Linked DNA regions of Homo sapiens: region 2 is linked to region 1. The links are chromatin loops, found by intact Hi-C in ENCODE. Cell type or tissue: OCI-LY7. All regions are shown on one strand. Links, peaks and the distances in the headings refer to the core of each region. The heading gives the core; the rest is flanking DNA. Region 1 overlaps SYN3 (synapsin III). Region 2 overlaps LARGE1 (LARGE xylosyl- and glucuronyltransferase 1).

Region 1 (15,119 bases), core at 2,434-10,433:
ATATTGAACAGAAATCATGAAAACACACACCTTACCTTGTTCCGAATCTTAGGGGGGAAACACTCAGTATCTCACCATTAATGTGGTGTTAACTAGAGGTTTTTGGTAAATCCACTTTATTAGATTCAGGCAGTTCTCTTCTATTATTATTTGGATGAGAGTTCTTATCATTTGGGAGTTGAATTTGCCAAGTGATTTACTAAATCTATTGAGAGGATTATATGTTTTTGAAACCATTTATTTGCTTAACAATGTGGTAAATTATACTGATTGATTTTTAAATGTTAAACCAAACTTGCATTCCTGGGATAAACCCCACTTGATCATAGTGTATTACCCTTTTTATATATTGGTGGATTCAATCTGATAATATTTTGCTATTTTTGTGTCTATGTTCATGACAAAAAAACATTGGTCTGTGGTTTTATTTTTTGGCAATGTTTTTGCTAGGTTTTGGTATCAGGGTAATATTAACCTCACAAAATAGGTTGGGAAGCATTCCCTCCTTTTCTATTTTCTGAAAGAGTCTGTGTAATATTGTGTTTTTTTTCTTAAATTATTGGCAGAATTCAACAGTGAAACCATCTGGGGTTGGTTTTTCTTTGTGGGAAAGTTTTTAATAATGAATTCAATCTCTTTTATAAAGCTATTCATATTTTGTTTTTCTTTTTATCTCAATTTTGACAATATGTGATTTCGAGCATTTTGTCCATTTCATCTTGGTTGTGAAACTTACTGGCATAAAGTTGTTCATAACATATCCTTTCTGTAGGATCTTATGATTCCTCCTGATATTCCTGATATTGGTAATTTGCTTTTTCTCTCTTTTTGACTGATCCATGTTGCTAAGAATTTATAAATTGTATTACTCTTGCAGGGCACCAACTTGCAGCCTTTTCAATTTCTCCATTGTTTGTTTTCTATTTCACTTATTTCTGTTTTTTATTACTTCCTTTCTTCTCCTTACTTTTGGTTTAAGTTTAATTTGCTATTCTGTTTTCTAGAGCCTTGAGCTGGAAACACAGATCATTAATTTTAAACTCTTTTTTTCCCCAATATAAGTATTTAAAGCAATGTGCTTCCCTCCCAGAAATTCTGACATATTTTCATTATCATTCATTTTAAATTATTCTGTTTATCCCTTATAATTTTTTGACCCATGTATTACTAAAACATGCATTTAATTTTCAAATTTCAGTGCTTTTTAATTATTGTCTTGTTAATGCTTTTAATATAATTCATTTGTGATTCTTGAACACAGTCTATAAGGTTTTAAACCTTTGCCGTTCATTAAGATTAATTTTATGGTTCAATACAGTCTACCTTGATGAATGTTCCAGATGCACTTGGAAAGAATGCATATTTTGTGGTTGCTGGGTGTAATGCTCTACAAATATTACTTAGACTGCTTTCAAGTCCAATTCCCCAGGTAGCTGACACTCCCATGGTGACTTGCAAGCAGGAAGTTTATTAGGCAGTGCTTCCATCTATGCTCAACAACTGTGGGCAGGAATGAAAAGCAGATTTGGGCTGAGAGACAGACAGAACCATCACAGGTTCAACAGAGGTGCCAGTTGATTTTAGTGGGCACATGGACCTGGGGCATCTCTTTAGATGTCCTCATTTTCCAGCCACTCTGTGAGCTTATACTCTGCCCCCTGATTTGTCAAACCAGCAAAGCTGCAGCTCTCCACTTGAGTTCCAGCTGCTCCATGCCAGGTGGCGTGGGAAGAGCCACCTAAATGTATATTTCACTAAGTGGGTGTGGTTTTCCTTCCTTCAAGGGTCAAATCCTGTCCACCTCCTGTCTATTTTTTGTTTTTCTCCAGCAACCTCAAATCGTTTTAAAGATTTTTTCCAAAGTTTATCATTATCATCTGTGAGAGGTTTAGTTCAACTTAGGCTATGCCGTCATTACTGGAACTGAGCCCCTTCCATTTTTCAAATACCAGATGGAAAAGTTAAAATGTTAGGGTTGAAGGGATCTTAGAGTTTATTTAACAATTCCTTCTTCAGGAACTCTGGTCAACCTTCCATTGATATGAATTCCCTGACTTTGAAAAAAAATCACCTCTTACCATCTTTTGACCTACTCCAATGTTAGTCAAAGGCTTCTCAGGTAACTTCTGCCCACTACAGGCCCCAGTGGAACTTACAGGCTGGCAAAGGGAGGCCAATCATGAACATGCAGACAAACATTTATGGTTTAGGGTAAGTGCAAGTAAACAATACACAGAGTGTGGTCATCGAAATTCACTTGGGGCAGGACTTTTGCAGAGAGGATGGTTAGAGAAGGCCTCTCTGAGAAAGTTACTTTTAAAAATTTCATTTTCAATTGACAAGCAATAATTATATATATTTCTGTGATGTTTTGCTATGTTTACATTGTGGAATGATTAAGTCAAGCTAATTAACAAATCTATCATCTCACACACATCATTTTCTGTGGAAAAAAAATTTAAAATCTACTCTTTTAGCAATTTTGAAATATACAATGCATTATTTATAATGCATTATAGTGACTGTAAAGTCACTATTCTGTGCAAAAGATCACAAGGGCTTATCTCTCATAACTGAAACTTTGTACTCTCTGACCGACATGTCCGCTTTCCCCATTCAGCCCCCTCTCCAGCCTTAGGCAACCACATTCTACTCTCAAATTCTATGAGTTCAATGGTTTTAGATGCCACTTACAAGTGAGATCATGTGGTATTTGTCTTTCTGTCCCTGGCTTATCTCACTTAGCATAATGTTCTTCAAGTTCATCCATGTTGTAGCAAATAGCAGAATTTTCCCCTCCTTTTTTTTTGGTCTGAGATGGGGTCTCACTCTGTTGCCCAGGCTGGAGTGCAGTGGTGTGATCATAGCTCACTGCAGCCTCAACCTCCCAGGCTTAAGTGACTCTCCCACCTCGGCCTCCAGAGTAGCTGGGACTACAGACGTGTACTAAGATGCCCAGCTAGTTAAAAAAAAAAAAAAAAAAAAATTAGGGGGCGGGGCTCTCACTATGTTGCCTAGGCTGGTCTCGAGCTCCCGGCCTCAAGCAATTCTCCTGCTTAGAATCCCAAAGTGCTGCGATTACATGCATAAGCCAATGGGTCCTAGCTTCCCCCTCCTTTTAAGGCTGAATGGTATTCCATCGTGTGTATATATACCACATTTACTTTATCCATTCCTCTGATGATGGGCACCTAGGTTAGTTCCATATCTTAGCTACTGGGTATAATGCTGCAATGAACCTGGGAGTGCAGATAGCTCTGATAAATTGATTTCAATATATTTGGATACATACCCAGAAGTGAGCCTGCTGGATCATATGGTAGTTCTATTTTTAGTTTTCTGAGGAACCTCCATGCCGTTTTCCATAATGGCCGTATTAATTTACATTCCCGCCGGACAGGGTGGCTCACGCCTGTAATCCCAGCACTTTAGGAGGCCGAGGTGGTCGGATCACCTGAGGTCCAGAGTTGGAGACCAGCCTGACCAACATGGAGAAACCCCGTCTCTACTAAAAATATAATATTAGCCAGGCGTGGTGGCAGGTGCCTGTAGCACCAGCTACTCGGGGGGCTGAGGCAGGAGAATCGCTTGAACCCGGGAGGCGGGAGTTGCGGTGAGCCGAAATCGCGCCATTGCACTCAAGCCTGGGCAACAACAGCAAAACTCTGTCTCAAAAAAGCCAGCTTCGCAGTCGAAGGACAAGAGTCGTAGAAGCGGTCGAGGCTTTTACGGCTCCGGCGTGCCGGAAAGTGCGTGAGTGGAAGGTGCTTGAGTGCCGCCGCCGGGGAGTTTTGTTCCGTTTCCGGGATCCTGGGGTCTGGAGGCAAAGTATGTTATGCATAAAAGTGGATAATTTACATGATAAATGAAAATGGCCAATTCTTTAAGAGGATAAGTACTAAATCTTTATAAAAATCTGCTGTATCTTGATGAAACCCCGTCTCTACTAAAAGTACAAAAAAATTAGCCGGGCGTGGTGGCGGGCGCCTGTAGTCCCAGTTACTGGGGAGGCTGAGGCAGGAGAATGGAGTGAACCCGGGGGGCGGAGGTTGCAGTGAGCCGAGATGGCGCCACAGCACTCCAGCCTGGGCGACAGAGTGAGACTCCGTCTCAAAAAAAAAAAAAAAAAAAAAACTACTGTATCTTGGACGAGACTATCCAAAAGGAGCAGACTATTTTAAACGGCGTTTGAACAACATTTTCCTTAAAAACAAAGACGTGAAGAATCCAGAGAAGATCAAAGAACTTACTGTACAGGGCGAATTTGTAATGAAAGAGCTAGAAGCCTTATATTTCTTTAGGAAATACAAAGCTATGAAACAACGCTGTTATTCAGATATCAACAAAAACTAGTTGATCCTTACTACTTTAATTTAGCTGACAACCAGTGCCAGCTGTTTCTGTACACCAGCTATTGTAAAATAATTCTAACTTAAAATGGGAAGATGTACATGTTGTGTAAAAAAATCCCTGAGCTGCCCTACTGAACTAAATAGGTTTCAACTTCTGTTCATACTGAGAGATTTATCAGCAACTTTATGCTCAGTTTTTATACAAAGATAGCAATTTAGCTATACTACCGATTATAAATTAATGAGCACCGAATTTTGAATGAAAATATAATACACTTAATCTTGTAACTTAATAGGACTTAGCCAATTATTTTTAGCTTATTTTTCCATTTTACTGACAAGAGAATGCCACATACTGAACATTTAATAGGCAAATTTTCTTTTCTTTTTTTTTTTTTTTAAGACAGTTACACTCTTGTTGCCCAGGCTGTAGTGCAATGGCACCATCTCGGCTCACTGCAACCACCACCTCCTACGTTGAAGTGATTCTCCTGCCTCAGCCTCCCAAAGTAGCTGGGATTACAGGCGCCCGCCACCACGCCCAGCTAATTTTTTTTGTATTTTTAGTTGAGACGGGGTTTCACCATTTTGGCCAGACTGGTCTTGAACTCCTGACCTCAGGTGATCCACTCGCCTCGGCCTCCCAAAGTGCTGGGATTACAGGCGTGAGCCACCGCGCCCAGCCACAAAATAATTTCTTACACACTTGTTTCTCTTAACTTTTGAAAGGAATCCCTTATTTTTTTCCCCAGTTTGGTACATTAACAGCACATATTCAAGGTTCACTACAAAACAAAGCAGTTCCTGGTAATGACTTAAATGTAGTTATAGAAATAATAATATGTATGGAGTCATTCCTGCTGAACTTGAAATAGCCTTCTGGTGACAGGCATTACATACATAACTATTCAATTATTTCCATTATTAATGTTGCTGCTGCTACCTTTGGGCCTGAAACCAAGTCACCTGTTGTGTATCAATTAGCTTCTTTGATAAAAGGAAATAAATAATGTCATTCTATTATTTTATCATAAAGACAAAAAATTTACATTCCCACTCATGGTGCACAAGTTTTCCCTTTTCTTTACACTCGCTCCAACACTTGTATCTGACATCTTTCTGATAATAGCCATTCTAACAGGTGTGAGGTGAGATCTCATTATGGTTTTAATTTGCATTTCCCTGATGATTAGTAATAATGAGCATTTTTTTCATATATCTGTTAGCCACTTGTATGTCTTCTTTTGAGAAATGTCTATTTGGTTTACTTGCCCATTTTTTGATTGGATTATTTATTTTCTTGTTATAGAGTTGTTTGAATTCCTTATATATTTTGGATATTAGCCCCTTATCAGATGTATGGTTTGCAAATATTTTCTCCCAATCTCTGGGTTGCATCTTTATTCATTGCTTCTTTGCTCTGCAGAAGCTTTTTAGTTTGATGCAATTCCATTTGTTTATTTTTGCTTTTGCTGCCTGTGCTTTTGGAGACACTTGGACAATGTCCAAGAAATAATTGCCCAGACCAATGTCATGGAATTTTCCCCCTTTGTTTTCTTTTAGTAGTTTTATAGTTTCAGGTCTTATATTTAAGTCTTTAATCTATTTTGAGGTGTTTTTTTGTATGATGTGAGATAAGGGTCCAACTTCACTCCTCTGCCTACGGATATCCAATTTTCCCAACATCACTTATGAAGAGACTGTCTTGTCTCCATTGTGTGTTCTTGTCACCTTTGTCAAATTTCAATTGATTGTAAGTGTGTGGGTTTATTTCTGGGATCTCTTTGCTGTTCTATCGGTCATTGTGTATTTGTCAGTACCATGTTTTGATTACTATAGCTTTGTAATAGATTTCAAGTGCCTCTAGCTTTCTTCTTTTGTCTCAAAATTGCTTTGACTATTCAGATTCTTTTGTGGTTCTATACAAATTTTAGGATTTTTTTATTTCCATGAAAAATAACATTGGAATGTTGATAGGGATTGCATTGAATCTGCAGATCATTTTGGTTAGTACGGACATATCATTCTTCCAATCCGTGAACACGGGATACCTTTCCATTTATTTGTGTCACTTACAATTTCTTTCACCAATGTTTTATAGTTTCCAGTAAGAAGGTCTTTCACCTCCTTGGTTAAATTTACTCCTAAGCATTTCATTTTTTGGTGCTATTGTGAATGAAATTGATTTCTTAAGTTCCTTAGCAGTTAGTTTGTTGTTAGTATAAAAAAATGCTACTGATTTTTGCGTGTTGATTTCGTACCCTGCAACTTCACTGAATTTGTTTATCGGTTCTAACAGGTTTTTTTTTTTTTGTAGAATCTTTAGGATTTTCTATATTTAAGATCATGTCATCAGCAAACAGAGACAATTTCACTTCTTTCAGGAGTGATCTTTAGGCTGAAACATAAAGGATGGGGAGAGAGAAGTGTATAAGCAAAGGCACTAAGGTAGGAAAAAGCAAGGCACATTTGAAGAACAGAGGGATGGCCAGCTCCATCAGGAAGTTAGAACAAGATTCTTGTAAGAGAATGTTTAGAAAAGCAGAGAGGGGTCAGATCATGAAGGGCCATGTTGAAATCAATTTTGATTTGAAGCCAATTGTGAAAGTAAGCCATTGGAGGGTTAGAGACAAGAGGGATATCTGGTCTACCTGGCCACTGTGTAGAAATAGACCTAGAGGATGTGTCTATGAAAGGAGCCAGACAGGTTAGAAGGCCGTTGTAGTCATTTTGGTCCACAGATGTGAAAGTGGGGAGCTGGATTATGTAATTTTCAAGGTCTTTTCCTCTTGAATCATTAGGACAGGACACAGGATATCGCTCCAATGCCAAACTTAATCTGATGGCAAGACAAGGTGCGGATGAGAGGGATTCTGGTGAAAGCCTAGGAAAAGACAGGAAGGCAGGGAAGACGGGCTGGGATAGAACCCAGTAGGCCCCGTGGGTACCCAGCCCCATGCTGCCCTAGCACTAACCACTAGAGGGCAGGAGTGACCAGACCAGACAGAAAAAGAGACTTTATAAGGCAAGTTTGCAAGCTTACTTCTTGGAGGCTGTGGCATGAAGAAAAACTTCACTGGGAAAGGTTAAATAAAGGATGAAAGACTTTCCATACTTGATGGTGAAGCCAGAACCAGAAGTAAGGTGAAAATCATAAGGATACGTTTTGCATCAAAGCAGGAGGAATGAGAGCTGCCCCACAGCGGCAACAGCTACTTTGAGAAGAGATGAGCCACTGATCAGCCTGGACAGGAGAGTGGACATGTCTGCTTGGGTGACTCATTGACACCCCAAACTTCTTTCCTTGCTCACCCTCAGATGAGTTTATGCACCTGGGTTCCCCACTTCCGGAACCCTGTGACCCATCCACTCACTGAGACCTGAACCTAAGTCTCACACTTTGCTCCTCCTTAACCCTGGTGAGTTTCAGCCACTCAATCTCCAAGTCCTGTCAACTCTGTCTCCACTAACATCTTCAGCATCATCCCCTCCTCTCCATCATTCCTACCATAGACTTGGTTCACGTGCTGCTAAAGCTCTCTCCCCTTGCCTATTACAACAGGCTCCTAATCAGCTCCCTCCCTCTAAGCTCAGTCATTCAGTCAACTTTCCACAGAGCAGAGAGAGCTTTCCAAACTACAACCCTAACCAGAGGAAGCCCCCTCGTGACTTTCCACATATCCCTAGGATAAAGGACACACTGTAACCCAGAAATACCTTAATCATTGCCATCTTCTTCAAGGTTTTCCTTGCTACTTTGGCCATGCAGGATGAAACTCTTCTAATGAGTCATGCTCTTCCAAAAGTCCATATCCTTTGTATATACTTTTCCCTCTGCCCGGAATACTGCATCTTATTCCCCTTTTCCTTCACTGCCTGGATACCTAGAGAGGCCATGAAACCTGTAACTGGGAGCACAGGTTTCAAAGGCAGACAGACTCTGGTTCCAATCCCAGCTCTGCCACTTACTCATGTAATATCTATGAGAGTTGGGGTGGCTTATTCAACCTCCGTGCCTCAGTTTCCTCATCTGTAAAACAGGAATAAAAAATAACGGCTACTTTACAAATTGATATGAACACTGAATGAGATAACTGATGTGACACAGTGCAAGGCCTGACATGTCAGGCACTACATGTACTAGCTCCTGCTGTTATTTATTTATTACAGTTGATTTTCTTGTTGTTGTTTGTTTTTGGTTTTGCTTTTGTTTTTGAGACTGGGTCTAGGCTGGAGTGCAGTGGCGCGATCTTGGCTCACTGCATCCTCCCGCCTCAGCCCCACAAGTAGCTGGGACTACAGGCACGTGCCACCACCCCCAGCTAATGTTTGTATTTTTTGTAGAGGAGGGGTTTCACCATGTTTCTCAGGCTGGTCTTCAACTCCTGAGTTCAAGTGCTTGGATTGTAGGCATGAGCCACCACGCCCAGCCCCATTGCTTATTCTTAGCAATCCACATGAAGCTACTGGGAAGATCAAATGAAAGAATGCACAGACGTGCTTTTGAAATAATGAATGATTATACAAATAATAGTAATGAAACATCGTTTTTAGTAGTGGTATCTTTACAATATCATCAGGATGCAGAATTGTTATTCCTGACTTCAACCATCCCTGAGAGTCATTAATGCTTAGAGACTCTGAACACAGAGGCCCCACAGTCACATAGAGGCCCCAAAGCATTTAACCAAACACCTTCAGATTTAATTCCTCCAGAGGAGAAGTATTCAGTTGAATAGTTAACCATGGAAACGTGTTTGTTCACATAGACCCAATCCTAGGAAAATGGAGAAAGTGGTGAGGTTTATTTCTGGATCCTGTACCTCTTTCAAAACCCATCTTCCTCACTTCTTCTTCTTCTCAATACCTCACCCCTAAGATCAGATCTCTTGGCAGGACCTTGTCATTGGAGCCTCTAATTCAGAGAAGCCTCAGGACATAGGAGATGGGGTATTTAAGAATAAGAGAGGGTGTCTGAAGAGGAGGACAGGCCAGATGCCCAGCCCAGAGTACCAGCACCTCAATACAATCACGCTATTAAAATGATTCTTCCAATGGTATAAGGTATAAGGCCTGAAAGCAATCTTTTTGCTCAGTCTTTAAGATTCACTGAGGTGACTCTATTGATGATACTTTGGGCACCATGACAAGCAAAAGGGGAGAAATTTCTTTTGCAAGATTGGGTCATACAAAAGGCCAACCTATACCACTTTGAAAACAAATCCTATATAAAAGGGACTCTTCAAGTGCAAGCCCCCTCCCAAACCCAGGCTAAGGACTACAATGGCCTCAGCACTCTGGTGCTGGACACAGGTAGACAGAGGCAGTAAGCTTGAAGGTTAAGTTCATGGATCCTGGGACCAGGTTGCTTGGGTTCCAATCCCAATTTTGCTATCTACCACCTACAAAGCCTCGAGAAAATTACTTAGCCTCTCTGTGCCTCAGTTTTCTTATCTGCAAAATGGGTATAATAGTACCTACCTCATAGAGTTCCTGCAACTTAACATATGCCAAGTATCTAAAACAGTGCTTGGCACATGGTAAACAATCTGTGTCAGCTGCTATTATTATTCCGATTTTTTTTTAGACAATGTGTTTCCCATTGCCAGAAAGTCTGACAGTGTGGTTAGTTTGGAAGGCAACACGGCAGGTGCAGTATTTACATGAGAATGAGCTTTGGCATGGATCTGACTTTGAGCCCCACCTCTGCCTCTTGCAGCTCAGTGACATCTAAGTCACGGGTTCTTCATCTGCAAAGTGGGGATACCAATACCCTGCCCTTCCTACTTCACAGGTCTTTGAGCAGACCAAAATCAAGTGCACTAAAGTGCTTTTCCAAATGTTTATTTTTTAAGTTAACATAGAATAAAATAGACTTTGGGGGTGTATAGTTCTATGAGTTTTAGCACATTCAGGGAACCACCACTACCAAGATATGGAAGAGTTCCATCACCCCCCATACAATTGCTTTTTAATCTTGATGACGTAGTGTTTCACAGCCTAACACCTGGCTCTCCTACAATGGTACATTAGATAAGAAATATTCAAGGCCTGGCACATTTCTTAGATAACAAAGAAAGAAGATGAATTCCAGTGATTGAACTTCCTGTGCATTAGTTGCCTTTGCACTGTCTGTTCCTTCATCTGGAACTCTCTGTCTACAGACACATGCGTGGCCCACCCACCTCTCCCTCAGGTCCTGCTGAAATGTCACATTCTCAGTGAAGCCTCCCCTCTGACTGCCACTGTCTGGTACTTTGGATCCTACTTGTTCTTTTTTTCCATAGCATGCACCATCTTCTATAAACTATATACTGTAACTTATTTTTTTTTTTTTTTTGCTTATTCTTCATTTTCTGTTCCCTTTCATAGAATGTAAGCTCCCCAGGGAGAGAGACCATCGTCTGACTTGTCCACTGATGTACTCTAAGCACCTAGAAACAGTGCCTAGCACATAGTAGAGGTTCAATATATATTTGTTAAGTAAACCTGTTTAAAACAACAAGGATGAAGTTAAACTATCTTCACTTGTTGTTTGGGAAGATTAAATCTGTGATTATACAAAAGAAAGCAGCTGTCACAGTGCCTGACACATAAACCTAAGTTGAACGAAAATTGGAATAATGCAAAGGACTGACTGATTCTCCCTGTCCCCCATGTAAACACAACACGGCTTATAAATTCTCCACTCGATGAGGGCTAAAACAATTTTTTTCCTTCCCTATTAGGAATCAGTATTTAGGTAATTAATCCTGAAATGCTAAAATCCCCTCTGCACAAGCAGAAAATTTTAAAATTCATGGAGACAACATAACCTGGGCTTTAGCAATGTATTAATGAGCATAGGCAGTGAAGTCTAGGGACAGGCTGAGAACTCCGTAGACTGTGTCACTCCAGCTGCAAAGCTAAAAGATGCTTAACTTCCTGAAGAGCAGGTCCAACATGCACCTGCTGAGGAAGCAGCTCCATCCTGCTCCTTTCTCACACACAGACCTGCTGGCCCTTTTGACCCCAAAGCTCTTTTCCAGCCACATCAACAGGAAAACATGCACTGTCTTTGATGAGTTCAAATCCACCCACACAGGCCTTGATCTCCTGTGGGTAGCATCATTGTTCTCGTGAGTGGGACACCGTGGGTCCCCAGACAAGAAGAATTTGGGCTTTGGAAACAGGATTTGTAGGTGAGTGAGCACAAACAACTCCCTCCTCTGGTTGGAGAACACCCCAGGGTGTCAGGAAATTTTGTGGGAGAGGGTCTCCTCGAAGTCAAGAGAGGAGACGAGATTCTTCCATTTATTTGCAACCACTCCCACAAACTGAAATATATTCAAATACAGAAATGCCAAAACAAGGTCCCAAAAAATTTTCATGTAAATGAACACTTACCTTTAGCAAATTAAAGCATTTAACTTCCTAAGATTATAAGGTAACAATAACTGAATTTTCCAAAAAATATTCACAGGATTTATTTACGAACAGAATTTATAGAGCCCTACAGGCAGCACTAGCCAGGACTGGGGCCCAAGCTTTGAATTATCTAATAATCATGCTGGATTGCCTCTAGCTTATCAGGACCCTCATCTGAAGGTCATGTCAAAAATCTAAGTGGCCAGGCATGGTGGTTCATGCCTGTAATCCCACCATTTTGAGAGGCCAAGGCAGGAGGATTGCTTGAGTCCAGGAGTTTGAGACCAGCTTGGGAAACGCAGGGAGACCCTGCCTGATACGGTTTGGCTCCGTGTCCCGACCCAAATCTTACTTGAACTGTGAAAATCCCCATGTGTCATGGGAGGGACCCAGTGGGAGGTAACTGAATCATGGGGGCAGGTCTTTCCCATGCTGTTCTTGTGGTAGTGAATAAGTCTCATGAGACATGATGGTTTTATAAAAGGGGAGTTCCCTTGCACACACTTTCTTGCCTGCTGCTATGAAAGACATGCCTTTGCTCTTCCTTGACCTTCCACCACGATTGTGAGGCCTCCCCAGCCATGTGGAACTGGAAGTTCATTAAACCCCTTTCCTTTATAAATTACACAGTTTCAAGTATATCTTTATTGGCAGCATGAGAATGGACTAATACACAGTCTCCACAAAAAAATCAAAAACTTTGCCATGGGTGGTGACACATGCCTGTGGTCGCAGCAACTCAGGAGGCTGAGGTGGGAGGATTGCTTGAGCCTGGGAGGTTGAGGCTGCAGTGAGTCATGATTGTGTCTCTGCACAATCTGCATGATTCTAAACACTCTGGGTCACAGTGCGACGCTGTCTCAAACAAACAGAATCCAAATGGAAGCCCTTGATAAGGTGAGGTCTGGAGCTCAAGTGTCACCTGGGCCCCTCTGTGATTGTTGCTCCAGATGAACCCTTCAAAATAAATTTCAATGATTTTTAGCAATACTCACCTACTCTAAAATCAATCATATATGTATTCTAGTCTATCTCACAATATTATTTCTGGACTTTTTGGTTCCAAACTGAAGCTGGAGAGGTGTCCACCTTGGTGATCATCTAGAACGCTGGCCTCTCTGGGCTAGATCCTCTCCTGAGTGTGGACACTCAGGATACCATACGTTCCCTGAGCAAGGAAGGCACTCTCTCAATGACAGCTCTTTCCACGGGCAGCAATGTCTGCCGGGCACAGCCTCCTTCTCTTTTGTGGCATGACTAGGTCTTGTTGTTTCTCAGAACTCAACTCTGTATCAATCATTCAGAATGGCTTTCCTGACCACCCACCAGCACCCTCCAGACTGGGTATGGTGGAGTGCAATTCCAGTGTTCTTAGAGGCCACTCTTGAGCTTCTTTCCATCACAGACCTATGGCTTTTTTAATGTAAGCATCAAACTCTAATATGCGCCCATATCATCTGGGGAACTTTCTCACCAATACAAATTCCCAGGCTTCCTCTCCAGAGGCTCTGATTCCACAAGCTGGAAAAGTAGTAGCCTGGAATCTGCATGTGATCAAGCTCTCTAAATGACCCAAATGATTCACTGCAGCTGGTCTTGATCTCCAAAATGGGACACTTGTCCCCTAGGGATTTCCAAGATGGTACATTGGAGTACAGGGAAAAATGGTTAGCACTTTCATTCCAATCTTTGATCTCACCCTTAAATTTCTTTTTGGCATGTACATTTTATGGACACAATATATTAGTAAAGTATTGTCAATCTTAAAAGACACTAGAGAAAAGTCTCTCTAGCTATGTTGGGTTTGTCCTGGAATACAATAAAGATTATAATCCGGAATGCATGAAATGACAAGCCACCAGTGCACTCAATGAGGGAAGGATAAAGGGGAGCTTTTATAGCAATGAGAGATTTACATAAGCTGCTTAGAAAGACAGTTCATTGGTTCCAGAGGCTGTTGTTAGTTCGTTGGGGGAGATGCCGTTACTGGGCAAGTGTTCTTCCGAGAACATCTTATCTGAATTACTGCAGTCCTAAAGAATGTCGAGTGATTTATCAAAGCAGGAGATGCGTGAAGGACGTGAAAGTGATTTTAGAAAGTCCTTGAAAACAGTTCTCATCTCAGACAGGTAAGTATGAGTCTCCTCTCCTTTCTGGCCCCATTTTGTCTGAGTCTGACAAAAATTATTTTGGTGGGCACAGTGGCTCATGCCTGTAATCCCAACACTTTGGGAGGCTGAGGTGGGTGGATCACTAGGTCAGGAGTTCAAGACCAGCCTGGCTAGCATGGTGAAACCTGGTCTCTACTGCCAGGCATGGTGGCTCACGCCTGTAATCCCAGCACTTTGGGAGGCCGAGACGGGTGGTCATGAGGTCAGGAGTTCGAGACCAGCCTGGCCAATATGGTAAAACCCCGTCTCTACTAAAAATACAAAAATTAGCCAGGCATGGTGGTGCATGCCTGTAGTCCCAGCTACTTGGGAGGCTGAGGCAGAAGAATCGCTTGAACCCAGGAGGTGGAGGTTGCGCCACTGCACTCCAGGGTGACAGTGCAAGACTCCGTCTCAAAAAAAAAAAAAAAAAAAAAGAAAGCTGGTCTCTACTAAAAATACAAAAATTAGCTGGGCATGGTGGCAGGTGCCTGTAATCCCAGCTACTCAGGAGGCTGAGGCAGGAGAATCGCTTGAACCTGGGATGCCGAGGCTGCAGTGAGCTGAGATCGCACCACTGGGTGACAACCTGGGTGACAGAGCAACACTCCGTCTGGAAAAAAAAAAAAAAAAGATTTCATCCTGGTATCTGCAACTTTCTCAGTATTCATGATTTATAAATAAATATGCTTATGTTGGGGAGGGCAATTTACAGTTTGAATTATTAGCCACAATTCTTCATCAGCCCCCAAGGTCTACAGTTTGCCAAGTGAGTTTTCAGTTCTCCCAGTAGAAGCTGAGTGACTCTCCTGCCCACTGACTTTGGGTAGTCATGTGACTGCACCAGGCCCCATCATGTGACCAGTTTTGATTAATCAGGGGAGCCTTGATAGTGACCAGTTTTGAACCATGAGCCAAAGAGACGTCCCATGTTTCTACTTGCCCTCTTGCACCTCTGTCACTGCCATGAGAAAAGCATGTCCTGGCTGTCCCACGAATCCAAGGAGCAAGTGAGAGGAGACCTGGACTCAAGCTGCACCTTAGAGCCAACTAGATGGCTGCATCTTAGAGCCCAGCCAAGAAGAGTGAACTCCTAGCCAACCTGAAGGCACATGAGCAAAACAAATCCCTTTCATTCATGCCATTGGGGGTCTGTGTTGTTTATTACAGTAACTCTTGATAGTGAACATTGGTTCAGATCTCAGGCTTG
Region 2 (15,119 bases), core at 4,025-12,024, 260 kb after region 1:
TATGAAAAGGCTAAGACGCTAACTGAGCAGGGAACAGCTGGTCTGGCTGAGCCTACGTATGACGGGTTTGGGAACATCATATGAGGCCAACCAACAGACTCCTGTCTGCTGATTTACTCCATGCTCCCTGTCCTTATACCTCACATTCATTTCACTCCCATTCAGGAAGCTGTAGAGAACAGTCTTGGAGTCAGAGGAAAAAAAAAAAAGAGTTTGATTTGTGGCTTCACCAATTACTCAATCTCACCAAGCCTCAGTTTCCTCGTCTAGTAAATAATATCTTCTCATGGCCAGTCACAGTGGTTCATGCCTGTAATCCCAGCACTTTGGGAGTCCGAAGCAGGTGGATCACTTGAGGCCAGGAGTTCGAGACCAGCCTGGCCAACATGGCAAAACCCTGTATCTAGTAAAAACACAAAAATTAGCCGGGTGTGGTGGCGTTCGCCTGTAATCCCAGCTACTCAGGAGGCTGAGGTACAAGAACTGCTGGAATCCGGGGAGGCAGAGGTTGCAGTGAGCTGAGATTGTGCTACTGCACTCCAGCCTGGGCGACAGAGGGGACCCTGTCTCAAAAGAAAACAAATAAAACCCCAAAAAATCCCTTCTCTCATGGGAGTCCTGTAAGCTACGGAAGCAACAAATTTAGCACTCAGCGCCCAAGGGCTCCATTAATGGTAGCTGCGATTGCTTAAAGATAGCTCTGAACAATATTAGAACGTTGAAGGCAGATCTGTTGTCAAAGGACAGGATTACATCAAAGTCTTCCATCAATTTCTTTCTGCTGAATTAGACATGGGTTATGTTCAAATAACTCAGAGTTAATGAAATTGTGAAGCTCAGAATTGCCTTTCGCTTACTACAAGATGCACTAGACTGCAGAAGGCATCACTTACGTAGGTTTTCCTGGGATTCGGGGGTCTGAGAGTGATCAGCCGATTGTGACCCAGTACCCAGGGACCACCAAGAAAACAGAGGCATTTCTCAGAGACTTCTAAGTGGAGCTTTTTACCTTGAGGCCGATTGCTAGGCCGCTGCACATAAAGAGGCCTCTATGCGCTCCCATTGCATTGGTGCTGGAATCAGTAGGGTGACGCAGTTTTCTATCACTTACGTAGAAGATGTTTCTGATCTTCTCAATATTAAATGTTGATCTTAACATTCATGGGGAAAGGAACCAAGTCACTTAGTTTTACCTAAGTATTATATAATCTTTGGGGAGGGTGAAGATTCAAAGCTGGAATATTAATGAGCTAGATTATGTGGACCCATACATAATGGCAAAATTCAAGAATTTTTTTTTTTTTGAGACGGGGTCTTGCTCTGTTGCCCAGGCTGGAGTTCAGTGGCGCGATCTCGGCTCACTGCAACCTCCGCCTTCTGGGCTGAGGCGATTCTCCTCTCAGCCTCCCGAGTAGCTGGGATTATAGGCATCTGCCACTGTGCCCGGCTATTTTTTGTATTTTTAGTAGAGATGGGGTTTCACCATGTTGGCCAGGCTGGTCTGGAACACCTGGCCTCAAGTGATTCGCCTGCCTCAGCCTCCCAAAGTGCTGGGATTACAGGCGTGAGCCACCATGCCCGGCCCGCAAAAGTCAAAAATTCTTACATCGCCGTTTTGATGTATCTTTTCTCCTTGCATATCTGAGAAACTAAAAAAACTATGAAGGTTCACATTTATATCCACACATAATAAACACGCATTCTAACACAAAAAGCATTTCAACTGAAACTGATGAATATCTTAATAGCTGTTAAAAAACTTTTTTTTTTTTTTTTTGAGATGGAGTCTCACTCTGTTGCCTAGGCTGGAGTGCATGGCGCGATCTTGGCTCATTGCAAGCTCCGTCCCCCGGGTTCTCACCATTCTCCTGCCTCAGCCTCCCAAGTAGCTGGGACTACTGGTGCCCGCCACCACGCCCGGCTAATTTTTTGTATTTTTAGTAGAGATGGGGTTTCACCATGTTAGCCAGGATGGTCTCGATCTCCTGACCTCGTGATCTGCCTGCCTCGGCCTCCCAAAGTGCTGGGATTACAGGCATGAGCCACCGCGCCCGGCCTAGTTGTTATAAAACTTTTAAGCAGGTAGAAAATAATCACTTTCATTGTCTGGTAATAAGGCGACTAAGTTAGTGACATATTATAGTACACATTGCCTTAGGGACCCACATATTGAATCATCTCAGAAATGTATACATGTGGATGGTAAACCTTCTGAATCTGGCTTTTTAGCACTACTTGCCATAAAATTTTGTCACATAATATGCTATATAACATTAATAAACTCAAAAAATTACATATGCATACAGACATATGCATAGCCTTGTGTATGCATGTTTATTTTTCATTCAAAACACTGAACTAACAAAACAACTTCTGAATTTAACCCTTGTATTTTGGTTATACAAGACAATGTTATGTTTTAAAAAAATACACACTAAAGTATTTAAATTTAAAGGGGCATGGTATCTACAATTCATTTTCAAATGTTTGAGGAAAAAAACTATGAAGAGTATGTGGCAAAATGTTAACAAATGGTTAATCTAAATGTAAGGGATAAAGTTATTTGTATTATCCTTGCAATTTTCCTGTTAGTTTTCAAACTTACAGTTTCAAAAATAAATGAAACTAAAACAAAACTAAAACCGTTTCTGTGAAAGTCTTAAGGTGAAACCAGCCTTGGCATTATCTGTTTACTTTTCTGCTGTCTAATGAATTGCACTTACATGAAAGTAGACTGTACCTGGTTCACTGTTGCATTCATAATGTCCACCAATGAGTAGATGCTCAATACATTACTTGTGGAATTCAGAAAAAAATGATAAAAAGTGCAGTGAAATTACTGATGTCACTAGAGCCCTTATTTTCTTTCTTCAGCACCACTTACCCAGGAATCTGTCAAAGCTTTGCTCTCAGTGAGCCCTGTCAATCATTTCATGACATTGTCCTGGCCTCATTGATCAGATGGCCTTGGTACGACACCTTGGGAAACACTTTCCCAGAACTGCCTGACATTTTTTCATTCCAGAAGACATTATCTCTTAAGACTATATTAACCTGAGCCACCGGTGGCTCACGCCTGTAATCCCAGCACTTTGGGAGGCCGAGGTGGGCGGATCATGAGGTCAGGAGATCGAGACCATCCTGGCTAAAACGGTGAAACCCTGTCTCTACTAAAAATACAAAAAATTAGGTGGGCGTGGTGGCGGGCGCCTGTAGTCCCAGCTACTCGGGAGGCTGAGGCAGGAGAATGGTGTGAACCTGGGAAGCAGAGCTTGCAGTGAGCCGAGATCGCGCCACTACACTCCAGCCTGGGTGACAGAGCAAGACTCTGTCTCAAAAAAAAAAAAAAAAGACTATACGAATGTGTTACAACAAACCAATGACCAAATCCATTAAATATTCACAGTCAGAAACCCCACATTTTTGTGGCACCCCCATTACCTCCTTTTGGATATCACCAGTTATTTCTTGAAATTAAAGGACACTTCTTAAAAGGAGTTTTGTTAAATGAATGGAAACAAAGATCATGGTATATCCGACATTAGATCCTATGGGTCTGAAACCTCTTAGAATGCATATGGCAGATAAGTGACATTTCATAAACTTGAATGGCACTAAGCTGAATAATAAACCCTTAGGGTTAAAAAAAATGAGGAAAACGAAGTATATGAAGTACATGAAGATACGACTGTACAAGCCTCGCAGCTAAGCTGATTTCAGTATTGTATGGGAAGGCAGTAGCACATTTTAGTGGAAAGACAGGGGTTTTTGAAGCCAGCCAGATTTTGGTTCAAATTCTGGCATTCCATTAGCAGCCTGTGTGGTCTTGGGCAAGTCACATTAATTTCTCTGGGAGCTAGTTTTATTAGCTAAATAATGGGGATAATAATACCTCCCTTATTTTATAACATAGCTGTGAGGATCCATCATTGCCAACTACCATAGAAGTCTTGGTTCAATAAAGGGTAGTTCTTATTATCTCTACCAAGAGTGTGAAGGAGCTGTGTCTGAGAGGGGATTTGAATCACATTTCTTTCACTAACACAGAGCTCCCTAAAGGCCTGGTGACCACAAATGAAGCCTTAACTCAAAGACAGTAGAGTCTTTGAAAGGAACAGAATTAAAGTAGGGTCTGTCCTTTCATGATGGGGCACAAAGAGGCTATTAGTCAACTCAGCAAATATGTGCTCTGTAAATCAGCTCAACACATTCAGAGAGATCACTCTGAAGCAGCATGCTAAGTCAGGGTACAAGGGAGAGCTTAAAACTTAGTGTCTCTACCTGAGCCATGTAATCTAAGAAACAACCCAGGAGAAGCATTCAGAGAATCAATTACTATCCCCTAGAGTGGAACCCAGCTGTCTGAATATGATTATAGATCACCCAGGTCTATTTCAAATTAATTTTCAGGAAGTCCATGAGCATAGCAAGATTTGGCATATTTTAGGAGATTGCTGTCTGGACTGTGTGTGTTATTGGATGGATGTTGAAGGAAGAAGACTAGAAATCCAAGAATCTTCCTACATAGGTTCAAATTCTCTTGTCTGTCACTGTTTCATATCTGTTTCCTTCTTATTGGGAAAGGAAGTAGCATTGCAGGTTATGTGCCTTTGGATTCAAAGAAGTAGGATTTGATTTAAATTCTAGGTCTGCCATATATTAACCATGTGAATTTGGAGGAGTTACTTAATTACACAGAATGCATTCAGGTTCCCCAAGTAGAAATGTTAATATCCACTTTGCAGTTTTGCTCCAAGGGTTCGGTGAACTCATGCCTGCCAAAGGCTTCTGCACATAGTGGTTACTGAAAACATCTCAGTTCCCCTCCACACTGACTGTTAAGGGGACCAAATGAGGGAACCTTGTCCTTCCTCTCAACTGAAAGCCAAGATTAGTATTGGCTTATTTAAGCATGAAAACATCTGTGTGACACATTTAAAGGCCTGTTTTACCCCCCAGGGAATTGATGCAAAGAAATCAACATCTTTTGCAATTACCTCTGCCCAAATGGCTACAGCTCCCCACACATAAGCTGGGGCTGGCAGTGAACTGCTGCTCCCAGTGTAAGTTCTGGGAATGCAGGCTGCTGGCTCTGCGGACCTCAGCCTCCATTGGGTTGGCAGCCTCTCTGTTGAAGTTGGGCATCCGCCAATGTCTGAGCTCCAGCCTTCAGTGAGATTGGCTTACAGTGTAAGGCACCTGTCTTTGGGGAAATAGGATTTTCTCCTGTTGGTGTGAAGTATCAGTTTCTGGCCTTAATAAATTCACTGTACGTGAAGGTACATCATCTTCTAGTTTATGCCTATTGTGTAAAAATAATTAGCACCTTTCATTCTCAGAAGTGACCCGATTTAGATGACAAATTACATGGTCACCAGCTACGCCCATAAAAATGCAAGTGAAAGCAAGGTGGCTGGGCATGAGTCAGGGGCCAAGCAAAATTTTAAAAATAAAAAGGCTTTAGGGAATTAAAAATGGATTTTTAACATTGAGGAACCAGTGCTACCATCAGGTTTTCACTTGGCTCAAGTAGCTGGTAATGATTAATTCAAAACCTGTATCGGTATGTGTACATCTCCTAACAGTGGTCCTCTCTAGGGAAGGAGGAGAAATTAGTGAGTGCCTCTGTATCTGTGTATCTGTCTGTGTGTGCTTGTGTGTACACAGGGGAGAGAGAAAGTCAATGATATGCTGCTGGTAAATATTTAACAACTAGCTCTTGGGGATGGGGACAGAGGAATCACTGAACGTGGAAACTGGAAATATGCCCAAAAAGGCCTTGTGAGCATGTAGAAGCTGGCCTGGCACACCACTGAACAAATTGGACTTTGACATGTACTTTCAAAATTTTTGTTCTGCTTTATACATATATGTCACTTTTTATTTATAAATGCTTTGTATATAGGCTATATACTTGTATGCTCTGTCTACATATATATTTACATACATACATAAGCCTAGCTAGATCTATGCAAAAATTAGTCCTAATGGTAATTTTCCTAATTCTTGTATAAATTTCCGTGTAACATCCACTTGAGCATGTAACATCGTGAGTGATCTCACAAACCGGATTGCTATAGGGTCCCACATGACTACCAGGCCCAAGGATGGGATGTTCCCTTTACAATTGATTACCAGGATTTACCCTCCTAGCCCACATCTGGTAGAAGACAACATCTGGCTCCAGTGTTGAGAAAGATGCGGAATGGAAAACTTGAAGATGGTTTGAGTTAGAGACAGAGTGGGATCTAACTTCAGGCAAAAGGGGAAAAAAAAGGCTAAAGTTCAAATGATGAGAAAAATAGAATGGGGGAACAGAAAGTGTGAAGTTGCTGTTTATCCACTGCAATTTAGCTCTCTATGTCAAGGTGTGTCTCAGTAGCTTCCTGCAAGAGTGGGAGGGGAATGGGGAAGAAACAGTCTGTACTTTCATTTATTAAATGCAGCTTTCGCTGGTCACATTGCAACTCAATACAAACAGCCCAGCAGAGGGTAGGGCATTAACTCTTGTTCTCATCAATGTAAACACAATATTAATATTGAAGATTAAAGAAAATGGGTAAAAAGTCCAGTGTCTCCTCAATCTGTGTGAAGGTGAAGGTGGTTGCCTACCCTTGGACAGGTCCCAAAGGGAGACTGAGGTTGTCACCTCTTCCCATCCACAGTGAAGCAGGCAAGAACCAGAGGAACCCAATCACTTTCTTCCTGTAGGTCTCCAGATGGATACGTGAATCTTCAGAACTGGGCTTTCATGAATTATGAAAGTTCTTCGAAAGGCCTGAGAGGTTCGTACCTTGTGTGTGCACTGAAGTAGTTCCTTCAAAGCCCTTTCCCATGAATCAGTCACTGCCAATAGAAAATGTGACCGGTGTAAAACAGCCAGCCCTCGTAATTCCGCAGTCCCCATCGCTATAGCCCCTGGATTCTGGAGAGTAGGGAGTTCAAAGTCACGGGAGCCTCGGTGATCATCCTGAAGGAAGCTGCCCATGTTTAAATATCGGCCGAAGATGCTTGACCTCCTTCCTGGGCCACTGCTGATAGAGGGTGGTTGGTAGAGGCAGCTGATTTTCCTTTAGAGCCTCAAAGGATCAGATTTTCTATTTTGGATTGCCAGCCCCAAAAATAAACAAAACCCCCAAAGAAAAACAAAACAAAACAGGAGTGACTTTGGGGATAAGGAAACCCATCAACCCCACCTCCAGGACCCTCTGGTTACAATGTCCCCATTGGGTTTTTCCAAGTGGTTGGTTTAGATCATCGGTTTGCCCTCCGTTTGAATGCCCAGCTACATTGCAGGGCAAAGGGGAAAGTTTTCACTTAATAAAGACAATTTCACTTCTATTTCCTGGGACGAATAACCCCTAGAACCCTGACTTCCCTTTCTCCCCAGTTATGATGGGAAGCATAATTATTAAAAAGCATCCAGAACATCCTAAAGCCCTGCCCTGATCTTGTGGCTTTGCAGTAAGATGATAACCCTTTTACTCCCTGTCACCCCTTGATTTCCCATTCTTGAAGAGACTCATCTAGGTGGGCTGCATAGCTAACCTCTGGGAATGCAGGGTTGTGGGGCAGAGAGGGACTGGCTGGATCCTTGTCCAAGGTCTCTGTAGTGAGGGCAGCTTGGCTGGGCCAAAGAGATAAATAAAAACAAACCGAAAAAGCATGGCTCAATTTTGAATTTGAAGGCCGGGCCCCAAACAGCGAGTGGCACTTCCCCTACAGCATGTCTCCCCCTAGTGGTGGGCTTCTTGGTGCTAGCTGTTGTTCTCGGCTGTGAGATATTTCAGGGCAGCAAAGCCGTAGCGGCGGGACATGTCCTGCTGAAACTCTTCCTTGAGGGTTTTGAGACAGATGCGGTATTGCTTGTTGGAACGGAACTTGGTAATGTCGAAGCTGGGGGCATGAGGCATGTGGATCATGTAGGCGTTGGGCAGCACAATGAACTCATACTCCTGGAAGAAGACAAGAGCAGCGTGAGAACCCGCAAGAGCCGAGGGTCATGCATGATGAAGGCCCAAGCGAATGATTGAATGGCTAGTGAATGAATGACTTGATAATGGCACCCACAAGCAGATGGCAAAGGACAGCACAACAGCTTTGGAGTGGGGTAATTCAGGGCTGTTTCCATGACCTTGGACCAGGAAACTGGCTTCTCTGAGCCTTCATGTTCTCATCTATAAGGTGAAAGTAATAATATTCTTGAATGATGACCATGACGGAGAAGCCAATACTGTATAAACAGTGCTGAGCCGAGCTCATGGCCTAGAAAAGGTTTCTTGATAAATAGATGTGAGCTCACACCCACATGGACAGTCTAGGATGACACACGCCATGGGATATTCTCTTGCTCGATTAACTGACATCTGTTTATGATTCCTCATAGGACTTGATGCGATCTGACAGTCTCAACAGATGAGTGCAAAAGAGGGTACAAAACAGGAATGAGAGACCAGATGAAATAAAAACAAGTATTTTGCTGGACCTAAGCTCACCAAGAACAAACCTCTCCCTGACACATCTTTATCGCAGGTCACACTGTCACCCAGTATTCTCAACTTGGCAGAATACAGCTTAATACTCAGGCCAAAAATAAAAGGCCTCTGAATAGCCAAAACAGGTGACCCAGATTTAGGTCATATCGCTTAGAGGAGAACTCAGCACACTTTTACTCAGATCTATTTACTCTCATTTTGGACATATTGTCTGACAAGCTTTTGTTATCTAGTTTCCCAGCTCAGAGCAGATAAGAATAAACTCAGGGATAACTGGGATGGGGAAAGGCGGCTGTTTTAGGTAGAACAATACAACAGCAGCAAGAAAAGACAGTTGCTGGTGAGGAATGAGTGAGAAAAACCATCAAAAGAAAATGCAAGATCTCCCAGAGCTGAACTGTCTGGGACATTTAATGGAGGGACAAAGAACCCCACCAACCGCACTAGCCCCATGGGTGTGGGTGTTAATACCTGGCAGGTGTGCACTCATTATTTCCTTAAGGTACTGGAAAAGGTTAAGAGTATGTCTGGGACATGCTATTCGCAAAGAAAAAAAAGAAAATATGCAACGTATTTTCAAGAATTCTGTCAAAACTGTCCAAAACAAACAAAGCCCAGGTCTCATGGCTAGAAAAATTAACTTTCTTTGAACTAGTTCATCTCACAGCACTGCTGGACACATGAACATGACATTCCTTTTAAGCAGAAGCTGAGGCTGACTGAACACTGTTGTCTGTGAGTGGCACTCTGCTCATTCAAAGTATTATAAAAAATATGGATACTGACAGCCCTGCTTTCTGTTGTTAAATATGGACATGATTCTATAACCTATCTACATCAGTGTTCTCAACCCTAACGCCTCTCAATCACCTGGGGCTGTTCTCAAACATATTGGAACTATTGGAAGGAAAGTTCTCCTGGTGATTCTCATGAACGGCCAGCGCTCAGTATCCAACCTTAGCTTTTTCTGAATTGGAGGTGCTCTTGTTGAAAAATATTTGCACTGTGCACCAGGAGGAGAGATCTTGGAGAAGAGCATACAAAAGAAAAGAAAAGAAAAAAAAAAAAAGGCTGGAGGGACCGAGGAATCCTTCTTCTAATTTAACCAGAGCAGTTTTGCTTTTGTTTGTTTAACACAGGGGCTGAAAAATTGAAGCATGTCTGGTCCATTTCATGTTTTTGTACACAAAGTTTTATTGAAACAGCCACACCCATTTGTTTAAAGACTGTAAGACTGAACTACAATAGCAGAGTTAAGTAGTTGAAAAGGAGACCTGTAGGTCCCATGAAGCTCAAAACACTTACTATCTGGTCCTTTACAGAAAATGTGTGCTGATCCTTGGTTTCACCTACTAGAATTCTGTAGAAGATTCATACTTTGAAGTAGGAGCTCAATACGTATCAGTTGGATGAATGAAGGAGTTCGTGATTAAACACAGTCTCAAAGTCGCCACTCTTTTAGTAATGATGGATGCATCTATTAATCTTTTAGTAAAGGGTGGAATAACTAGCTGCATCTTAGCAGCATGCTTTGTCATGTATATGGAACTCTAAGGATGCTTCGTGTCTGTTACGTGACTCAAAGACCAAGTGATGAATGGTCACATTTGCTTGTCTTCATCATCAGGTTGGGTGAGGATGAGAAGATGAAATGGTTTGTCACAGGAAACTCACATTTACCTGGGTCCTGGCCAAGAACCCAACTCTCACCCAAGGGTTGAGGAAGGAGCAATGGTTTGGGATCAAGAGCCCAAGGATCAGTACTACCACTGGTCCTCAAGCATATCTTGTTCCCTCTTAGCTCTCTGCTTTCTTGTCTCCAAGGATCCCTTAAGCTCTAGGATCTAGGCCTCTCCCCCGTCGACCATACCAGGTGGATGCTCCGTTCTTCTCACCTGCACATCCAGCTCCATGATATGAGCCACTTTGTTCCAGCCAAAGCCTACAAACCTCCGGTCGTACTCCGGGCAGTCACGTCTCACAACAACATACGGCTCAAAATCGGCCTCCCACTCAACCCGGTAAGGCGTGGTGGCGGTCCGCCACTTGGCGAAGTTTGTGGGTGCGTGGCCTTTCGTCCAGACGTGGTACCTGAGACACACGGAGAAAAGCCATTGGGTGTAGGGAAGGAAGCCAAGCTCTCCAAATGCAGCCGATGTGGAGGAAGAAGGGGTGTACACTGATGTAGTCCTCGGGTGAGTTGAACTGTCTCCCTCCCAAAAGCTATGTTGAAGTCCTAACCCCCAGTACCTGTGAATGGGACCTATTTGGAATCAGGATCTTTGCAGATATAATGAGGTTATCATGAGATCACAGTGGATTGGGGTGGCACTAATCCAATATTTGTTGTCCTTATAAGAAGGGGAAAATTTAGACACAGAGACACACAGCAAGAATACCATGTATAGACATTGGGAGAGATTGGATGACGGGTGCATCTATAAATCAAAGATTGCTAAACACTGCTGGCAATCACCAGACGGAGGCCTAGGACCTCAGGGAAGAAGCATGGACCTGCTGACAGCTTGATCTTGGACTTCCGGCCTCCAGAATTGTGAGAGAATAAATTTCTATTATGTTAAGCCATCCAGTTTGTAGTATTTTGCTGCAGCAGCTGCAGGAAACCCTAATCCCATCTGCTATCTGCACATTTCACTAACGAGGAGATTCTCACTATGAAAAGGAACTCCTGGAGGGCTCCATGTCATTTCTCAGGAATTGACTGCAGGTGAGCTTGTGTAGTGATTGCTGCCAGACTGTGGTAGGAGTATCAGACGGTCCCCCATGACTCTCACCCTGTCCAATGCTCTCCCCTTGAGGCAGAACCTGTGAGTATGTATGTGATCACTCCTGGGATTATGGTACATTATATGGCAGAAGGGATTGTTCTAGATATAAATAAGGTTACTCACCACTTTACTTTGTGTGAAAATGGGAGATGATTGAATCATGTGACCCTTTAGACCTGGGTCTGGAAGAAAGCAAGGAGCTATGTTGGGAGCTGCCTATGGGGGCCATGTGGCAAATTAACTAGACTCTAGGAGAGCAGTCCCTGGCCAAAAGCCAGCAGGAAAATGGGACCTTAGGCCTAGGAACGAAAGGAGAGAAATTCTGCTAACCACCAGTGATCTGGGAAGAGGAGAAATGCAGGTCTGCTGACTCCTTGATTTCAGCCCAGTGAGATCCCAAGCAGAGAATCCAGTCATTCCATGCCTGAATCTCTGATCCCTAGAGACTGTGAGATCACAAATTTGTTTCAAGCTGCTATGTTTGTGGTAATTTGTTATACAGTAGTAGCAAATGAATACAATCATATAACCACAATAAGAAGCAGCTAATATTAGTTAACCACTTACTGTGTACTGGGACTATTTTAAATCTCTCTCTCTCACACACACACACACACACACACACACACACACACGCAGATATTGTTTTAAATTCTTATAACTTACCAAATGTCAAAGTACAAGTAGTCAGTGGTGGAGTTGTGATTCAAACCCGGGAAGCCTTGCTCAAAGGCCAGGAGCCTCCTTAAGCACTTCACCTCTCTTTTTTTATTTTTTTATTTTTTGGGATGGAGTCTCGCTCTGTCTCCAGGCTGGAGTGCAGTGGCACGATCTTGGCTCACTGCAACCTCTGCCTCCCCGGTTCAAGCGATTCTCCTGCCTCAGCCTCCCAAGTGGCTAGGACTACAGGCACGCATCACCACGCCTGGCTAATTTTTGTATTTTTAGTAGACACGGGGTTTCACCATGTTGGCCAGGATGGTCTCCATCTCTTGACCTCATGATCCGCCCGTCTTGGCCTCCCACAGTGCTGGGATTACAGGCATGAGCCACCACGGCCGGCTGGGTCACCTCTCTTATATGTCCCTGTCCCCCACACTTCCTGGCCTGTTGAACGAGTACTCAACAATTGTGCACTAAACTGAATGAATGAATGAGTAACCTAACAACATGAGAGGCACCTGAGACAGGTCCATGTGTGAGATGGCAATATGCCTCTAGAAGCTACAGAGAGACGGCAGGAAGCTGGGCATCTAGTGAAGGACTAGACAGGGCCCAAGAGAAGAGTTAGGAAGAGTATCCAGAGCTGGAAAGAAAAGCTTCATGAAATGAAAACAAGACAGAAGGGTGGGAACCCAAGAGCATAGCTGCAGGGAGAGAGGAAGTGGAAGTCTGGGTTCCATCTCATCCTGTGGGCAGTCTCTCCAAAGCAAGGGAGGCGCTAAGTGAGACTGAGTGTTCCGTGTGGCCAATGGGACACTTTCTGGCAGGGAATGCAACTGCTTCCTTCTTTTGCTTTTCTACCACTGAGGCTGGACTCCCCCCAAACCCTCAGGGAACTGGCCAGTGCAGCTGAATGGGCACTGGCCAATGGGTGGGCTTTGATCAAGTTGTGCTGTTGGGTGAGACAGCCAGGCTAGGGGAGGGCAGGAACTTGAACTTCAGCTCCATCAACACAGCAACTTCCATCAAAACCAAAGCCACTTAAATGGAAGAAAAATGAAAGGTGAAGCAATGCCATTTTCATGGAGTGTGGAAAAGGGATATTGCGGGAGATGTCAATTTCGGGCATGATCCAACAATTAGGCCCAGAAGCAGTTGCTTTTCCATTTGTGAACTTGCTGAATGGGCAGTCTTAACACCTGATGCCTTCAACAGAACTGGCACAGCACAGCTGATGGCCGTGAACTTGTATGAGGTTTTAAAGCACAATGGAGCCATCAGGCCAGGGTTCAAATCCCACCTCTGCCACTTAGGAGCTGAATGCCTTGCAGAACAAAATGCTTTAATTAGCCGTTAATTTCCTTTTGTGTCAACTGGGGAAAAGAATACCTATCTGGTTGAACTGCCAAAGAGCTTAAGTGAGAAAATATAAAGAGTCTGGCGCAGTATTGACATCTAAGAGGAATTCAATAAATGCTAGTTTTATAACAAAGTGGTTAAAAGCAATGGTTCTGGAGGCTGCCTGCCTGGGTTCCAATTCTGTCATTCAACAGGTATGGGTACATTAACTACTTGGCACCTTTGTTTCCTTCTCTTGGCAAAACGGACACAGCAATATCTACTTCATAGATTTATGATGATTATGTGACTTAATTCACATACAGTACTCAGAGTAGTTTCTGATATATGGTAACTCCTCAAAAAAAAAAAAAAAAAAAAAGAGAAAGAGAAAATTCTCTTTATTATTTCTCCTTGTTTGCTTCCCAGATATGATGTCAATTCCTGGTGGTCTTGCTCTCAGTGATATTGACAGCCATGTTATTGGTCATCCACCTTTAGAATCTAAACTCTCAGAAAATTATAATGTGAAAAGGAAGGGAAAACAATGGGGGAGACGGCGCCATTGCACTCCATTGTAGGGACAGCTGGGTCAGTTCTAGTCATCTGGCTGAGGAGGCAGCTTTGATCAGTTTAGCCTGGACACTGGCAGCTTGCAGAAAGGCTGGGCAGCACAGGGTGCAGTCAAGTTACAATGAACCTCTCGTTAAAACAAGCCCCAGCCTGTGAATGACCTATTGCCAAATGCCAGGTAGCCTCCTTCCCTGCTAAAAAAGGGATGGGAAGATGAGAGAGGTTTCCTAGGTACACCTTACAGGATGCTACTGGGGAGAAGAGATTTGGGGCACTTTGCTTTAAGCAGTGGTTCTCAAACTTGAGTATGCATTAGAATTATCTGGAAGACTGGTTCCAATTCCAGAGTTTCTGATGCAGGAGGTCTGGGCTAGGCTTGAGCCTCTGCATTTCTAACAAGTTCCTAAGTGATGCTGAAGCCACTGGTCCAGGGACCGCATTCTGGAGCCACCGCCCTAGAGGACTTGTAGGGGTGTGGATGTTTTCTCATTCCAGGTGTGGTAGGGAGCAGATTTCGGCTGCTCAGAGGCTGAAGAGTTTGTTATTTGGAGAGCAGGTGACAATAGCAATTTCTCGGAGACAAGGGCTGTAACTTAGCACTTGGCATGATGGCTGGCAAGCTGCTGGCCAGAGCAGCAATCACGGACACAGCAGGCCACACCCCAGCTCTTGTGGCCACAAATGTGGCTGTGAAATGAGTTCTCGGTTCACTGTGGTATGAAGACGGCAGGAAGGATGCCTTGGAAATGTGTCAGGTGCTCAGCCATCAGACTATGGCATTCATGGGAGACTTATATTAAGGTTTGGTTTGAAAGTCTCAATTCTGAGGAGCAAGTTTTTACTCTGCATCTTTAAACACTGGTTAAAAAAAAAAAAATTCAGGACTCAATCAGTAGCTGGATGGCATTCTGACTGAGAACACAGGTTCCTCAGACCTGGTACGAATCCAGGCTCTGCTATTTACTGGCTGTGTGTCATTGGGCAAGTTATTAAACTTCTCAGAGCCTCAGTTTCATTATCCATGCAATGGGGATGATAGTATCTGTCACATAGGTTTATTGTGAGAATTAAATATGTAATCACGGTGCCTGGCACATGCTAAGCACACAATAAGTGGTAGTTATTTCTTTCAGAAAAGAAGGAAGGCTTGGGTTGGGTGGGGGGTTACTAACTCTTCCAGGCCACTTTCCAGAATTCTGGATAGAGGAAGAAGCCTGGAGTTTGAGTCTTGGCTCTACTGGGACCTCTCCACTCCTCAGTT

The links. Peaks named below come from ENCODE experiments on the same cell type or tissue, not always from the same donor. Only the 100,000 strongest peaks of a DNase experiment are listed, where the experiment ranks them.
Region 2: it touches region 1 in a loop (4-fold over the local background); 3 of 110 quality-filtered maps call a loop at or near these places.

The regions. Positions count from the first base shown.
Region 1 is chr22:33,011,109-33,026,227 of GRCh38, forward strand. All of the region lies in intron 1 of SYN3 (synapsin III), which reads right to left. It also overlaps the pseudogene ETFRF1P1. Among named protein-coding and RNA genes, the nearest start is that of SYN3, 40 kb to the right of the region's middle. In OCI-LY7, for the core only: CTCF peaks have their summits at 7,323 (motif pointing right) and 7,532; a DNase peak (open chromatin) is centred at 7,353.
Region 2 is chr22:33,266,670-33,281,788 of GRCh38, forward strand. It overlaps LARGE1 (LARGE xylosyl- and glucuronyltransferase 1), which reads right to left. Exons shown (of 15, transcript NM_133642.5): 14 at 10,391-10,586; 15 at 5,840-7,955. The coding sequence ends at 7,758. Among named protein-coding and RNA genes, the nearest start is that of LARGE1-AS2, 110 kb to the left of the region's middle. In OCI-LY7, for the core only: CTCF peaks have their summits at 5,026, 5,227, 7,748 (motif pointing left), 7,961 and 2 weaker places; DNase peaks (open chromatin) are centred at 4,172, 4,892, 6,392 and 7,732; H3K4me3 peaks cover 3,148 bases; H3K27ac peaks cover 4,618 bases.